Regions from separate parts of the Homo sapiens genome. Here region 2 is linked to region 1. A link is a contact called in ENCODE Hi-C or POLR2A ChIA-PET data. All regions are on one chromosome and are shown on one strand. The core of a region is the stretch at or near the end of the contact, and the rest is flanking DNA. Distances in the headings are between cores, read along the strand shown. Region 1 holds the start of H4C1 (H4 clustered histone 1). Region 2 holds the start of ZSCAN31 (zinc finger and SCAN domain containing 31).

Region 1 (5,071 bases), core at 1,612-4,111:
AAGTATCAATAAGCTAAAACGATCTCACATTGCCAATCAGAGACTCAGCTAATGGGAGAATAAAAAACTATTAAATCGACATCCACTTCTACAATCCTATTCTGGATAACCCCCTAGCACAGCACAGCAGAGAGTGAGGTAATGCGGTCTTATTTCCGCTCCTGCTGTGGTAGTTTTCAAATAAGTCCGAACCATGCTAAGTAACCTGAGCTTTTCCCCTTTTTGTTCAAACAACGTGCCAACCAAATAATGGAGTGGTCCCAGATAAGTATTGTACCCATCTTCTGCACCAGTGCTTCCTACGTCCCATTTTATTGAGAAGGCATGCATTCAAATATTTCACGTAATTTCTAAAAATTTGGAAAATAACGGTTGGAAACTCTACATCTTGGTTTGACGGCTAGTCAGTTATGAAACACAGGTATACAAAATTGGAAGATTTTTGTAAGTAAACCCTTTGTGAAAGATATAAACCTTTCTTAGTGTAATAAGCGAGGTATCTGAAAAAACGCAACTTTTGAAAAGGAAATACTCCTAATTATCTGATTCAGGAGTTTCCACTTTAAATAATGGGTTCTGCCTCCCTTTTTTCTATTGGGTTAAACTGGTTTCAAATAAAATGGGAACGCTCCATGCAAATGAAGGATGATAGATCTGCTTTCTAAATGGCTGTTCAAGAAAATAGCCTAAACCAATCAAAAGATAGAATGTGGCCTGTCTCTTGTGAATTTAAAAAGGTCACAATCCACTTTTCAGTGTTTTGAGATTTTCAAAATGATTGCATTAGCTCTTGGCAATGCTAAATTATGTTCCTTGCGAACCACTATCCAGTTTCTCTTGGGCCAAGTCCACCTCCTGCTCCGCAAGAGGAACAACTCCCAGCTGGTGGTACCTGGCGGCAGTGCTGGAGAAACGCCATTTTGTGACTGGCAGAGTACACCTAGGCTTTAGAAAACAAAAGCTGCAGAACGCTGCAAGTTTAGGATTCAAAGAGCATAATCAAGAGAAAGACGTCTCATAGAAAATGTTTCTGAGTAATAGTGTAATCCTACTATGTTTGAGATGCTTTGTAGATTTCAATAACACTCCTAAGTCAATTAAAGCATTACAAAGGAATCCAATTCTTGTGAAAGGTTTCAGAAATTCCCGTAAAGGGTACATTTCCGGAGAGGAGGTGAGCAGTATTCCCTCTTTTTTTTTTTTTTTTTTTTTTTCCTAAAGAGCTGAAGGTTATACGGAATTGGGGAATTATAATACCTTTGGAATCAATGCCTTGTTTTATGGAAAATAAACACAGCCTTCAGGTTATGAAAACCAGATGTAGAAGAGGACAAGTTTAAAAAATTAAAGTCCAAGCCGGCGCAGTGGGGCTCCCCTGTAATCCCAGCTACTCTGGATGCTGAGGCGGGAAGATCCTTTGAGCCCAAGTTTAAGACCAGCTTGGGGAACAAAGCAAAAGTAAAATAAAATAATAGTAGTAATAAAATACCACTTAAATAATCATCTGTAGAGTTGGAATAGAATATAGTAGCCGGTGAAACTGCACGATTGTTGCTGGCTTAAAGATAGACCAATCAGAGTGTGTAACGTCATATTTAGCGTCTTCTATCATCCAATCACTGCACTTTACACACTATAAATAGAGCAGCTCATGGGCGTATTTGCGCTAGTGTTGGGTGTTCCGCTGTGCTGTTTTTCCGTCATGGCTCGCACTAAGCAAACTGCTCGGAAGTCTACTGGTGGCAAGGCGCCACGCAAACAGTTGGCCACTAAGGCAGCCCGCAAAAGCGCTCCGGCCACCGGCGGCGTGAAAAAGCCCCACCGCTACCGGCCGGGCACCGTGGCTCTGCGCGAGATCCGCCGTTATCAGAAGTCCACTGAACTGCTTATTCGTAAACTACCTTTCCAGCGCCTGGTGCGCGAGATTGCGCAGGACTTTAAAACAGACCTGCGTTTCCAGAGCTCCGCTGTGATGGCTCTGCAGGAGGCGTGCGAGGCCTACTTGGTAGGGCTATTTGAGGACACTAACCTGTGCGCCATCCACGCCAAGCGCGTCACTATCATGCCCAAGGACATCCAGCTCGCCCGCCGCATCCGCGGAGAGAGGGCGTGATTACTGTGGTCTCTCTGACGGTCCAAGCAAAGGCTCTTTTCAGAGCCACCACCTTTTCAAGTAAAGTAGCTGTAAGAAACCAATTTAAGACAAAAGGGAATGCATTGGGAGCACTTTTCGTTTTAATGCTACTGAAGGCTTCAAAACCAATCGATTTCGGCCGGTCGCGGTGACTCACGCCTGTAATTCAAGCACTTTGAGAGGCTGAGGCGGGCGGATTACCAGAAATCAGGAGTTCGGGATCAGCCTGGCCAACATGGCCGAATCCCGTCTCTACGAAAAATACAAAAACACGCCGGGCGCGACGGCGAGCGCTTGTAATCCCAGCTACACTCTGAAGGCTGAGGCAGGAGAAACACTTGAACCTGAGAGGCAGAGGTTTCAGTGAATCGAGATGGCTCTAATGTACTCCAGTCTGGGCGACAGAGAGATTCGGTTAAAAAAAAAGTTCGACTTAAAATAATTCTGGAGTCAGAATGGGTTTACATTTAATTCTTAACCCAGTTCCTCAAAGCCTGTAGCTCTGTTAAGAAAATAAAGGCCATTGGTCAAGCCTGCTTGGTCCCACCCTCATCTCCCCACCCTCCCCCAATCGCTGCTCCCGCCATTTCCTGGGGCTTGGAGGAGGGGTTAAAGGAGCGGACTGTAGGCGTCACATTTCCCGCCTGCGCGCTTTTCAGTCTCAGTGTCCGCTGGAGGTGGGGGCAGGGGTAACGTAGATATATAAAGATCGGTTTCCTATTCTCTCACTTGCTCTTGGTTCACTTCTTGGGAAGTCATGTCTGGACGTGGTAAGGGCGGGAAGGGTTTGGGTAAGGGGGGTGCCAAGCGCCACCGCAAGGTGTTGCGTGACAACATCCAGGGCATCACCAAGCCGGCCATCCGGCGTCTGGCCCGGCGTGGCGGTGTGAAGCGGATCTCTGGTCTGATCTACGAGGAGACTCGCGGGGTGCTCAAGGTGTTTTTGGAGAACGTGATCCGTGACGCTGTCACCTATACGGAGCACGCCAAGCGCAAGACAGTCACTGCCATGGACGTGGTCTACGCGCTTAAGCGCCAGGGACGCACCCTTTATGGCTTTGGCGGTTAAGGTTGCTGATTTCTCCACAGCTTGCATTTCTGAACCAAAGGCCCTTTTCAGGGCCGCCCAACTAAACAAAAGAAGAGCTGTATCCATTAAGTCAAGAAGCTCAATGTGTAATTAAGATGAATGATACTGAGCTGACATCCTAAAAAGGAAAGATTAGGGGAACTCCAAGTTTGCCCTCCACTCACTACATATGGGTAGGGGAGCAACGATATTCCAACTCTGAAGAAAGAGTGGAAAAAAAGTAGTGTTAAAAATTTGTATTAGTTTCCAAGGGACAAAGAAGCGCTGCCCAATCAATGAGGGCCATTCGTAGCTGTCAACCAATCAGAACTGATGAGCTAATATTTCCTGAGGCAAGCCAGGGAGCCGGAGGGGAAGCTAAGAAGCTTATTGAGAAAAAACAAAAACCCTGTTTTAGGAAAAAAAAAAACCATCTTTTAGCGATTATGAAATAAAATCACAGAGACATTTAAGTATCCCTCAATCATGTACTGAGAGCAATACTAAATTTATCGCCACCAATACAGTTTTACTCTATTAAAAAGACCCTGAAAATTGAAACCCTATTCAGACTCCTGGAATACCCAGGACACTAAATTCAGGGGAGATTAAAATCTGTTTTAGAGAGAAAAGGCACCTTTTTCAGTGTTACCGCGGCCTTCAGCAGTTAACCTTTTTTTTTCCCCCTTTACGCAGAAATGGAAATTTGGGTGATAGAAATATTCCGAAATTAAATTGTGATGATGGTTGTACAACTAAGAAAACACGGTAAAATTCATTGAACTGTACCTAAAGTGGGCAAATTTTGTGGTACATTAAATATCAATAAAGCTGATTATATACATACACATATATTTTTATATATGCAGAGAGAGAAATGATGCAAGCAGGGTGGTAGGACATGAGGTTGGTAGCATAGGCAATGTTGGTCTGTGAAGGGCCACCTGTGCTAAACCTGGAAGCCTGGGGTTTGTCCAGTCAAGCCATGGTAGCCATAGTTTTAAAGGATGTTCCTGATGCAGTTATGTGTTCCAGTTAAGTACATCTAGCTTCAGAACTCAGCTGGAAAAGGGATGTGAACTTCAGGTTAGCTGATAGGGAAATATCTTACTCTCATCTGAGTAAATATTCACAAATGCCTCTCATTGTGCTCTTTTTGGTACCATTGTTATAGGACTGATTTCAGCCTCACGATGTTAGCTTCAGTGATGGATGTCTCTTTATTTTGAGGTCCTGTTTTCCACCTGACAGTTTTCATCCAGGATTTCTTGAGGAATTACACAAGTACCCAGCTTGGCTTAATTTAAAACTGACAATGGAGAGAATTCATAGCTGCATTCTGGATAGTTTCAGGAATCAGAGGAGCAAAAATGAGCCTGGTATGGAGGGTGGGTCATTTTATGTCTTTCTTAGTTGGTATTTTAAAGATATTTATTGATCTCATATGCCAGATATTGTTGAAATCATTGGGGTACATAAGTTAGAAAATTTTAATTCCCTTTCCTGAATTCCAGAGTCAATGTAGAGGGGTGTGTGGATATCGATTACCCATATGGGAGGTATAGTCGTTGTAACAATAAGCCACGACTAGCTCCTGTTACGTTTTGCCTGGCCTTTCATAGCATTGCTATGTTCATAGCATTGCTGATATGTCATACTCATCTTAGGCATACCCACCACCACCTTGGGCCTTCTTCAGTCCTAACACTCATGCAGTCCTTGTTCAGAACAAAGATAATGTTGCTTAATTTGCAACCCCTAGACTATCCCCCAGATTTTCTAAAGAGAAACTGCACGCTGATTGCTTCAGGCAGTGGCAGGTCAAGGAATGAGATGGGGAATTGATTGTGTTAGCATTCTGGTGGGCT
Region 2 (5,071 bases), core at 899-3,398, 2.3 Mb after region 1:
GGGTGAAGACTATTGCACTGAATCTAGAAAGACTTCCACTTAGTTTAGATGTTACTGTACAAGTGAAAGGAGAAAGAGCTTAACCTTTGTAAAAGCAGTTCAGTCACTGGACAATCAATTTATGGAGCTGAGCTAAGAGCTTGGAATATAGAGGTGTTTATAGCTCATGAGGATATAGTTACAATACAATAAAATAAAAGCCATAATTTAAAAAATGTATACAAGGTATACCCCTGGAGGAAGTGGAAGAGCTCATCCTAAATACAAGATTAAGTTTTTATGCATTGCCTGTAATCCACAAAGGAATTCATTTCACATATATTTACTAAGTGTTTACGAGGTGTCAGACAGCAAAGAGTGAAACAATGCAGAATTTGATGTGTCCCCACTGTCCTTCACCGAAATAAAAACATGGCAGAAAGAGCATAAAAGAGAATGTTTTCATTCATGAGAATGTTTTCATTCACGTCAGCATAATTAACAACAGCAACAAAGAGATCATGTAAATCACAAATCATGTGTGTTGTAAAATAAATCCCAAAGGATACCAATTACGATGACAAGAAAACAGAAGAAGACCTTAAATACCATGAGGAAACAGTCAAATCCAGAAATGGGGATGCACTACAGGAAGACTGGAAGAGCCTCCTTTTAAACAAGGCAATGGGATGGGAGGAAGGGAGGCAAAGAGTAAAATTGCCCTAGGTTAAGACTCAACTACATGCAGTGAGTGGTCTATGATTGGATCCTAGTTGGTACAAACAGGTATAAAAGACATCTGTGGGACAACAGGGGGTGGAAGGATTTAAACATGAACTAGGTGTTAGGTGAAGCGCCTACACTTAGTTGGGTGTGCTAATAATCTTGTGGTTATGTAGGGAAATGTCCCCAATTTTTAGAGATGCATTAGAAACTAGAGGTGACAAGTTATGAGGTTGGTGGTTTTTACAATATTTAAAGAAAACATATGCGACAAACATTGCATAATGTTGACTTATTAAATAAAAATTACGTGTATATAGGAAATAAGGCTTTTGACAGGGAGAGACCCTTCTCTACCTCTGGACCTCGGTTTCGCCGCAAAGCTCCGACCTCTCTAGGGGTCTCTCCCACCACCCTGTGAAAGGGCTACCTAGCTTGCCTTAGGTGGATAGCAAGGGAAGGGTCCCTGGAGAGCCTGCCCCCGCCCATGATTTAGTGTCTTATCCCCACATAACATAAAACTAAGCCTGGGGAAAAAATCAGGTTGCAGGCACCGATAAGGGAACTAGCACAGGGTGTTGTGCCTAGAGATATGCCCACGGCTGCATAGATAGAAAAACCTCGGGCCCATTTGGATAAAAACTTGCACAGAACCTCCAGCTCACTCAGATAAGGGAACAAGGCCTGACACATAATGCCTTTGTCCTTTGTATAGTCAGCAGGTTCCCAGGAAAAGTTTCTTCTCCTTTTGTGGGTATGGACACGGTGGGTTCTGGTAGGTTCCGGCAGGCGCTCTACTTTCCTTTATTAGGACTATAAGCCCAGCTTCTGTGAATCATCACCTCAGCCCCTGATTGGTCCGGGGCCAAACTTTCACTTCGGCTTCTGATAGGTCCTGGGCCAAGCTAAGCAGCAGCTATGAATCATCATTTCAGCTCCTGATTGGTCCCGGACCAAGCTGAGTCAAGCGTTCGCCAGGACAGCCCGCAGACTAAGCGCATTCCCTCTCCTTTCCAGTCCATAAAAACCCCAGAACGGGCCCCATAATGGGTACTCCCGGTCGGGACCCCTTCTCTGCTGGCAGAGAGCTTTTTCCTTTCGCTTATTAAACTTTCGCTCTAACCTCACCTTTGTGTCTGCGCTCCTTTATCGTCTTGGAGGCAGGACAAAGAACTCCGGGCGTTATCTCAGACAAAGAAAGGCTGTTTAATCTTCAGGATAAGGGGCGGGACCTCCACCTACTCCACGGGGGCTTCAGGCCAGTGAATGTGTAGGGGCGGGGGTCACGCCTGCGCAGACGTTCCCTCCCCGCCTACTCCAAGGCACAGACCTGAAATCTTCTGGGAACCTGGCGGGTCGCGACAAGGGGCCAAGACTCACCTTCGGGGCACCGGCAAGCTACGGAACAGGTGGCGGGGCTGCAGCACCCCAATGACCGATCAACCGCAAAGGCCGGAAATGCGTCAGCCGTTCTGAGCCCACTGGCTGAAGCCAGGCAACTCTTTCCTTTCTAGGAATTCCAGAGGTGGCTGCTGCTTGGTGACTCCCTTATTGCAAACCCCGGGGCCAAAAATCCCAGTCCCACTGGGTGCGAGGCGGAGAAATCCGGCGAGGCATTTCTATGGGGAGCGGCCCCCAGCATTTAGGAGTTAGATGGTCATCGAGACCCAAAACATTAGAGCCGGAAGGTGTTAGGAAGATATAAACGTAGAGAGCGAGTAACAGGAGGCAATTCCACGGCCAAACAGGTTTATTTACAGGAAAAGCCTGCGAAGAGTTCCAGTTAGGAATCTGGCTGAGATCCTGATCGCTTACAAGCTGAGGCTTTTATAATAAAGTTTCTGTTGGGGAGGGGTTGGGGAAGTGCTGGCTAGTTGGAACTGTTTGGACACTTTCCAACTGGGGACAGATGTGGTTAGGGCCGTTAGGCTCTGTTGCGGTTAGAGCTGTTATGCTCTGTTGAAGCTATGGACGGGGTTGACATTTGCTTTGTTTCTTGAGAACACAGTCATCAAGGTTGTAAAATGGCATCACTATTGTTAGTCCTCACAGAAGGGACTTCATACTTTTTCTGTCTCTAATACTTACCTATTCTTCCCCGAGTCTGTCCACTTCCTCTGGTCTCTTTGACATCACAAAGGAGAGATGGTAATGGTGGGGACGAGAATACAGAGTTGTTTTTGTTGTGGTTTTGTTATTTTGTGTTTTACACTCAAACCTCTGTCTTCTGGAATCCCAAAGTCTAGAAGAAGAGCGTGTAAACAAGTAACTGCGTAAAACAGACGTGCATGTGAAATGAAGTAAAATAAAATAAGTGCTTGTAAATCGATGAGAATAGCCTCTGGAACATGCTAAGTACGTATGTAGGAAATAAATGTATGTATTAGTTTGAATTCGTGGCGTGGAAGAGAGAGGAAAACTAATGGGGCAAAACAAGACTCAGCAGGAATCTGCCAGTGTACACTGGAAAAGGAGCAAAGGAAATAAATTTCTGGGAGAGGGAATCAAATGTACAAAAGCAGAACTGGGGTGAAATCCTTTGGTACATCCAAAGAACTGGGCTGATCAGCATGACTGGAGAGTGGTATATGTGGCAGGGGCACCAGCTCTTACTTTTTTTGGATCCCTAACCAAGGAATTTGAGCAGTCTGATCAAATTTACATCTAGAAATGTTATCTTGGCAGCCATGTGGGGATGGACTGTAAGGAAATGAGACTACAGGCAGGGAGACCAGCTAGGAGACTACTACAAGAATCCAGGGTAGAGAGAGTGAGGGCCTGAATCAAGGCAGTAGCAATAGAAATAGAGAAGACAGATAATACATGTTAAGAGGTTGAATTGATTTTTTACAACTCATTCATTAATTATATAGATTCCCATTGAATGCGATCTTTGTGCCAAGGGCTTGCTGGATATAATAATAATGAAGGACACAAGGTCCTCATCCTCATGGGGTTTATAATGTAACAAGGAATACAGACAGAAAGAGACCCAGCTTATACAATTCAAGAGACCTTATTTGAGAAAAGGAATACAAAATTACAAGTACAAACATAGATATGAAAATGGAGACTTAAGTCAGGTGTAATAGCTCACGCCTGTAATCCCAACACTTTGAGAGGCCGAGATGGGAGGATCTCTTGAGTCCAGGAGTTCAAGACAAGCCTGGGCGACATAGTGAGACTCTGTCTCTGCAAAAAATAAAAAATATTATCCAGGCACAGTTACTCATGCTATTAGTCTCAGCTACTGGGGAGGCTGAGCAGGGATAATCACCAGCTGCAGTAGCCATGATCGTGCCACTGCACTCTAGCTTGAGTGACAGACTGAGACCCTGTCTCCAAAATTAAATAAATAAATAAATAAAGAAGGAAAAAGAAAAAAAACAAAAATGGAGATTTAGAATGGAAAATAGGCCAGGCGTGGTGGTTCACGCCTATAATCCTAGCACATTGGGAGGCTGAGGCAGGCAGATTGCATGAGCTCAGGAGTTCAAGACCAGCCTGGGCAACGTGGTGAAACCCCATCTCTACCCAAAATACAAAAATTAGCCAGGCATTGTGGCACATGCCTGTGGGTCTGAGGTGGGAGGATTGCTTGAGCCTGGAAGGTGGGGTTTTCAGTGAGCTGAGATTGTGCCACTGCACTCCAGCGTGGCTGACAGAGTGAGATCCCATCTCGAAAAATAAATAAATAAATATAGAATGGAAAATACATTCTTTACATCACATTACAATTTTTTTTGTAATTGTAATGATAATTACAATTACAAAACGAGACAGAACAGGGTCTCGTTCTGTCAACTAAGCTGGGGTGGAGTGGTGTGATCACTGCAACCTTAAACTCCTGTGCTCAAGCAATCCTCTTGCTTCTGCCTCCCAAAATGCTGGGATTAAAGGTGTGAGCTGCTGCCACCACATCCAGCTATACTACAAATTTTAAAGTCTTCCAAATATCACAAACAAAAATCAGAAAAATAACAAAATATTTTTATTATTTAACTGCCTGACTCCTCTATAGTAACTCTCCCCTAATTTGTTGGCTTTATGTTCTTGGACTGCTTCTTTGTATGTTAATTTCATAATTTAAATTTTTCTAGAAAGAATAAAAAGTTAATGTAGCCATTCCTCTAGCATGGTTGATCAAAAGCTTTTTAAAATTGTTGACATTTGAGTAAACTTCTATCAAGTTTCTTTCAATTATGAGCTACAAGATTTCAGGACATTCAAATTTTTTTATGTGGGGACTAATCTGAGAATCTCTGTGTTGATGACACATTAACTAGTTGGTCTTAGATGTCCTCATTGTCAATGGCATATTATGATGTCTTTGTCAATATCAGTATTTTATGTAAAATGTGCAAGAAAT

The links. A loop is a pair of places that touch in the nucleus more often than their neighbours do. ChIA-PET counts read pairs that join two places held with the same protein, here RNA polymerase II (POLR2A). Pooled maps may share reads with other maps.
Region 2: a pooled map shows a loop between it and region 1 (7-fold over the local background). The contact joins the promoter of ZSCAN31 here to the promoter of H4C1 in region 1. A Hi-C loop is called at or near these places in 1 of 168 maps with a recorded cell type or tissue (natural killer cell), 1 of 37 single-sample maps with no recorded cell type and 8 of 50 pooled maps. POLR2A ChIA-PET finds 5 or more read pairs at or near these places in 1 of 52 experiments (WTC11).

The regions. Positions count from the first base shown.
Region 1 is chr6:26,018,788-26,023,858 of GRCh38, forward strand. H4C1 (H4 clustered histone 1) reads left to right here and starts at 2,862. Exons shown (of 1, transcript NM_003538.4): 1 at 2,862-3,263. The coding sequence starts at 2,892. The coding sequence ends at 3,203. It overlaps H3C1 (H3 clustered histone 1), which reads left to right and starts at 1,664. Exons shown (of 1, transcript NM_003529.3): 1 at 1,664-2,171. The coding sequence starts at 1,703. The coding sequence ends at 2,113. RefSeq lists enhancers at 1,176-1,992, 1,993-2,809, 2,327-2,426, 2,457-2,506, 2,810-3,625 and 2 more.
Region 2 is chr6:28,334,000-28,339,070 of GRCh38, forward strand. ZSCAN31 (zinc finger and SCAN domain containing 31) reads right to left here and starts at 2,149. Exons shown (of 4, transcript NM_030899.5): 1 at 2,083-2,149. RefSeq lists an enhancer at 1,695-1,814.